Regions from separate parts of the Homo sapiens genome. Here region 1 is linked to region 2. A link is a loop called in an ENCODE intact Hi-C map of the cell type or tissue named here. Cell type or tissue: sigmoid colon. All regions are shown on one strand. Each heading gives the region's core, and the rest is flanking DNA. Links, peaks and the distances in the headings are about the cores only.

What was found. A loop is a pair of places that touch in the nucleus more often than their neighbours do. Peaks named below come from ENCODE experiments on the same cell type or tissue, not always from the same donor. Only the 100,000 strongest peaks of a DNase experiment are listed, where the experiment ranks them.
Region 1: a loop joins it to region 2, with 9 times the contacts of the local background. A loop is called at or near these places in 1 of 110 quality-filtered maps.

What each region holds. Positions count from the first base shown.
Region 1 is chr2:42,053,288-42,056,031 of GRCh38, reverse strand. It overlaps PKDCC (protein kinase domain containing, cytoplasmic), which reads right to left. Exons shown (of 7, transcript NM_138370.3): 2 at 2,671-2,744; 3 at 1,725-1,996; 4 at 1,012-1,091; 5 at 639-746. Among named protein-coding and RNA genes, the nearest start is that of PKDCC, 6.6 kb to the right of the region's middle. RefSeq lists enhancers at 1,807-2,521, 2,522-2,744. In sigmoid colon, for the core only: no CTCF peak of the experiment used is centred there; DNase peaks (open chromatin) are centred at 683, 1,461, 1,871 and 2,606; H3K4me3 peaks cover 605 bases; H3K27ac peaks cover 2,500 bases.
Region 2 is chr2:40,121,214-40,124,239 of GRCh38, reverse strand. All of the region lies in intron 10 of SLC8A1 (solute carrier family 8 member A1), which reads left to right. All of the region lies in intron 3 of SLC8A1-AS1 (SLC8A1 antisense RNA 1), which reads right to left. Among named protein-coding and RNA genes, the nearest start is that of SLC8A1-AS1, 210 kb to the right of the region's middle. In sigmoid colon, for the core only: no CTCF peak of the experiment used is centred there; no DNase peak of the experiment used is centred there.

The sequences.
Region 1 (2,744 bases), core at 245-2,744, 1.9 Mb before region 2:
TGAATATGAAACCTGCTCACCCCTCAACCCCTGCCAACCCCAGCTAAACCCCAGGGCTTCAGCAGAAGGACCACAGCCTGAAACCAGTGGCCAGAATTCTCCCCCTGCCCTGGGGCTTCTTGGCTGGTTTCAGTGTGTGCCTTCCCTAACATGCAGTGCCCTTCTAGCCCCGGGAGGTTAGAGGAAGGAAAGGGAAGCAAACATATACTGCGTTCCAGCTGTGTCATAGGAACTGCACTAATTGCTTTCACACATTTCACCTGACATTTAATTCCCATAAGAATTTGGTGAGGTGGGTAATAGTGAACCCAATTCACAGATGAGGAAAGTGAGGTTCAAGGGGTAACTTGCTCAAAGTCATATAGCCAGTACATGATAGGGTTTGGAGCCATCCAGAGTAGGGGTATCAGTGCCCAACCCCAGGTTGAAGGCAGAATTATAGTTGCTCTAGCTCAGCTAGAGATGGAACCTCAAATTAGTCCATGTCAGCCCCTCCATGATTCTATGTGAGCCCCTACAGTGGCCTTTGGAGACAAGGGTCCCCAGAGAAAGGGTGAGCCACTTAGCCTAATTGGGCGGGGTCATTCACCCTCCCACCTGTTTCTTGCTTCCCTGTGGATCAGCTTGGGGCCACTCACCGGTACTGCTGCTTGCCGTGGAGTTCTGCAGATACTGCCCGCTCCGGTACAGGTGCAGCACCTTCTCCAGCTGGGCCAGGGTCTCGTCCACCCCCCAGGCGAGCTCTCCTGCAGAGTGCAGTGTGGCTAAGACAGGATGCCTGGGGCTCCCACTCCTCCCTGAAGTCAGCAGCCAGCTGCTCCCACCTCTGCCTCCAGAGCCTGTGCCCCAGTGAACAGAGGGCGGGGGAGCGGGGAGGTTGCGGCAGAATGCCACCTTAGGAAGTGATGGTTTCTAGAACCCCTGCTGCCCTGGGTTATTTTTCTCCCCACTTTTGCTGGCGGGTGGGGGTGGGGTAGGTGCCTGGAAGCAGATGGGCCCTGGAGAGCTCACCTGTGGCGTTGACGATGCTGTCCAGCAGAGGACGCAGTGAAGGCGGGGCACTGTGAGGCAGGAGGTATGTGAAGAAAAACCTGTGGCAGAGGGAAACCAGTGGCTCAGGAATCCAGCCTTTGGAGACACATCCTTCCTCTATTCCAACCTGGGGCAGAACGCTAACCTGGCCAGGGAGCCGGATCCCTCAGGCCTAGCAACCAGGCAGAACGCAGTGAAGTCTACTCAGCCTCGGGGGAGGGTTCTGGGCACATGCTAACACCACACCTAACTTCATACTAACCGAAACCAGGGGCCTGCTTCCCAACCCTTCCCAGGACTTGCCCACCTCCCAGCCCCACATTATCCCCTGACTGACTCCCGGTGTCGGAGCAGCCCCATGGCTGGGGCCCAGTGAGGAATTTCCCAGAGCACAAGGGCCTGGGTGGGAAGGGAAAAGTGCCAGTTCCACCAGCCCTAGGCTCCGAGTCCAACACTATTTTAAGAAGCCTCCAGCTGCCACCCCCTAACCCGGATTCTCCTTGGAGCTGTCTATTTTTAGCCTCTCCATCAGAGGCCTGAATGTTCCCTTCTGGACAGGGTAGAAGCCTTCCCTTGCTCTGGTCAAGGCTGAGTCTCCCTGCCCAGCTGGCCTCCACGTTGGCTCTCTTCCTGCCATGCCCTCCTGGCCCATTCTCCTTCGATGGAGTTCCCGAGTCAGGGGTGGAGGTCACCTGTAGGCATTATAGAGGTTCCGCTTCTCGTTCATGCCCTCGCACCAGCCCTGGGCTGAGCAGGGCAGGGTGAAGTTCCTGGCCGGAAACTCGAGTATGCAGTCGGTGCTGCCTGCACACGGCGTCTCCTCCACACGTGCGTCATCCAGGTCCGTCACTTTGAGCTCCCCATCCACCAGCACAAACTGCCGAGGGCGGAAGTCCAGCAGAGTGACGGAGCCCAGTGGGGAGTGGGCCAGGTGGTGGAGGAGGCGGCCCAGGCTCAGGCAGATCTGAGGGGCACAAGAAAAGACTGCTCACTGCTTTTCTCCTGGGTTGGGGGTCTGTGGGACTCGAGGGCACCCTCCTCTTGGAATCTGAACTTTGCTTGTGGGGGTTGGCACTTCTCTTCTATAGGCCCCAGGGCTCCACAAAGGCCAAGGTCAGCAGCCTTAGAGAGGAGGCCAGTGATTTTCTATTAACTCTCGGCTGGCCTGACCCTGGAAATGATATGGAGTGGGTGGGAAACTGCAGCAGCGAGGGTCTGGGGATAATGCATCTCTTCCCTGAAGTTGCATCCTGAATGTTGTTTTAGTTCAGTGTATGGAAATATCGGGAGGGTCAGGATGGTATTAAGGTCTTTCCTAGTTCTAGGACACTGGCCCTCCTGCAGTCAGGCTGAGTGTGAGTGTGTGAGTGCTCCCCTCTTTAAGGTGCCAGCCCCCACAAGCTGGTGTGTACACGCGCACAAGGAGGGGTGAGGAGGGCAAGAGCACAGCATGTCGGGATCCTTTAAGTCTTGCTTCTTTTTTGAACCCTTTGGCCGGTGGCTGAGTCAGCCTGTGCGCCTTCCTCCCCTCCCTCTCCCTGGGTGGAGGAGGAGTGGGAGCTGCTTTGGAGGGCTGGCCTTCTAAGGCAGAACCATCCTAGCAAGGAGCCCAGGGCCCGAGCCCTCCTCTGAGCTCACTCGGAATCGATCCTCCCAGGAAGTTTGCAGCAGCTGGATCATTTCTACAGGGGCGCCCAGCTCCGTGATGGTGG
Region 2 (3,026 bases), core at 281-2,780:
CCAGCTGACAACGAAGTTTCCTTATAACCCATTAAGGCTACCTGCAGGTGAGAATGAAGGTTTCTGTTTTCTTTTTATTTCTCTTCAAGTTAGAGTACAGTTTCTCTATCTGATCCTTCTCAGCTAGCTCTAGCAAGACAGGCGAACCTATGTCTTTACTATCTCTAAAATAGGAGAGAAGAGAATTTGAGGAGATTTGGATAGGAGATGGATGTTCCAGAAATAGAACAAAGCATAGAAGAAAGAACTAGGCTTCAAATGCAAAGAGGATTAACTGAAAGAGGGAGATTATTGGGAAGGGAGGAGAAGCGAGTCAGAGGACACCGATCTGTGCAGGGCAGCCCTAGATTGTGTTTAAGCAGGAAGTTAGTTTCAGTTATATCTATATAATAACAAACCATCTGGCTTGGGAAAATGACAATTAATTCAGCTATTTGTTTTTAGCTTCAAATTTGCCCTTGCTTTTTTCCTTTTCAAAATTAGCCAAATGTTGCTTAACTAAATCTTATGATTCTTTTTGCCCTCACGGACTTTGCATTATTAAAATAAGAGTTATTATGAAAGTAACAGAATCATGGCTTAAAACTGAAAATATCAAAAACTTGATGCTATTTTAAAAGCAAGTTCATTCCAGCCCATTTTAAAGTACTATAAAGACAGCCCAAATGTAATGCCAGGAGAAGCCAAGAATTTAAGGAATCAAAAAAAAATTGTTCATCATTTGGAAGCCAAATGAGGATTCTTTTTACATGAACCAGTGAAGTGAGTGTGTGTATGTGAGTGGCAGAGTGTAATTTTCCTTATCAGAGAATTATCTCCATTAATGGTATTAAAGAATAAGGAGTCTTTCATGAAAATAGCTCCTTCTTAATCTGTTTCTTATCCATGTTTGCTAAAGGAGTCAGCCTGATGTTTCTATATGGAATAATTGTATTTATTTTCTTTCAAACGATCAGCTGCTTTACCATTGTGTAGTCACAGTCGGAGTTGAACATGATGAAGCTTCTTGATATTTTCCTTGGACACTCTGTCCGTTGTCAAATGTATCAGTTATCTAGACCTTGTCAGCACCCCTTGGATTCTCTCTTGGACACCTGTGAACATCACACTGAAAAATAATCCTATTCTAGGTGTGTGTAGTGGAGTCTTATCATTTCCTTTTGAGAACATGACTCCAATTACAGTTTGGAAAGCAGATCAAATAGTGCTGCGCTGCTGGTTTGTATCCTTTCACTTCACTGTTTTGTGTTCCCTGAAAAATAAACCTCCATTTTTTTCTCTCCTTTAATTAGAATAAATTTCTTTCTTTGAACTTAAAATACAGCAGGATATCAGATACAAAGTAGGAAAACTAAGCCCGGGGCACCTCCATAAAGTGCAAACATTCAAGTTAACATGCAAAAATGAAAAATAGCTAATTTTTCAATAACAAAAATGGTTACTCTAAAAACAAATCTATGTGTCACTCATTCCATACATCATTACCTCAGTTAATCTAAGGGAGGCATCATTGTCCTCCTTACAGGGACAAAGAAACCAGGGCTGTGAGTGGTCAGTTAGTGGAGCTCAATCTGCTTGGGGAAGCTTTGATAAATACCAATGCTCCAGCCACATCTCAGGCCGATTAAGCAGAAACTCAAGGTGGGGCTAGCAAGTTCATGTTTTCAAAAGTTGTCCTGCTGACTCTCATTTGTAGCTGGGGACAAAAGTGACTAGAAGCAGGTGCCCTGATCCTGCCAATATAGGTCCTCTTGAACTTTTTACTTATCGCTGCTTCCTTCTCTTCTAAAAGTAGGTCATGTCACTGTCTCCATTTCTTCTTTACCCTCTTCAGGGACAACTTTTATGGGCAGAAATTTTCAGTGTGTTTCCTTTTTTCAACTCCTCATCTACCTGGTTATTAATCAGTCAAACATCAGCAATTCTGTTACCTCTTGAACTTCACTTGGAAGCCAAATGATGATTCTTTTCACATGAACCAGTGAAGTGTGTGTGTGTGTGTGCGCGCGCACACGTGTGTGTGTGTGTGTGTGCGCGCGCGCATGCACTTGTGAGAGAGAAAGAGAGGTTTTCTATTTACTTGGGTAAATAAATATCGCAACCAAAGACAAATGCTTGTTTAAGGTCTTCAGTGACAGCAGAAGAACAAGTACATAAGTAAACACTATTTCTCTTTTAATTCTAAAAGAGCAAGACAGATGAGGGTATAGAAGGCAAAAAAGAAAAAAGAGAGGAATATATACACTGTTTAAGTAAAGATATCTACCTTACAGCCATTAGTAAGATTTGGGCTCTAAACCAAAAGAGCTCTAATGTCTTTTAATGACTTTGGTTGTATGAAATTTTCAAAGTAAAATAATTAAGAATTTTAAGCTCTATCACACTTTTAAATGCAAAGGATTGTCAAATTAATAATTTTTAAAGGGTGTTATAACTCCTTAAAAGTATAGAATCATTGGCAATAGTCAGAATTCCCTACCATGTATGGATTCTCTGGGGATCTGGCTCTGTTGTATTATAAAAATAGCTAATAATACTGAACACCCATTAAGTGCCAGGCCCTATTCTATTCATGTTAACTCATTTCCTTCAAAACCCTATGAAGTAGGTAAGCTTCCAACCTGGCAAACAGAGCAGCACAATTCAATCAATTTAGGTAATTCCCCCTCATTTGGCCTTTTAGGGTAGCTGGAATAGGGTTTAAAAAAATAGGAGAATAACCATATTGTGAGTGGAAGAAGCTACAATTAAGCAGCCCCCAGCATCTCCGTGACGCCTACCCACATTTTATCAGCAAAATAACCACTATAGCTAAGGGCATCCATGTTTCTAAGAGAAACCAGCTTCTTACTTCTTTCCGATTAGCTGCTTCCCTGAAACTCAAACATCTATTACTCGCAGGAAGGCCCCCAAAACTGTGGGCACTTCGAGTAGTATCTCCCCTTCCCATGTCTTACAACTGTGGTTCTCAAGCCTTGGTATAAATAAGAACAACCTAGGCCGCTTGTTAAAAGGTGTATTTCTGT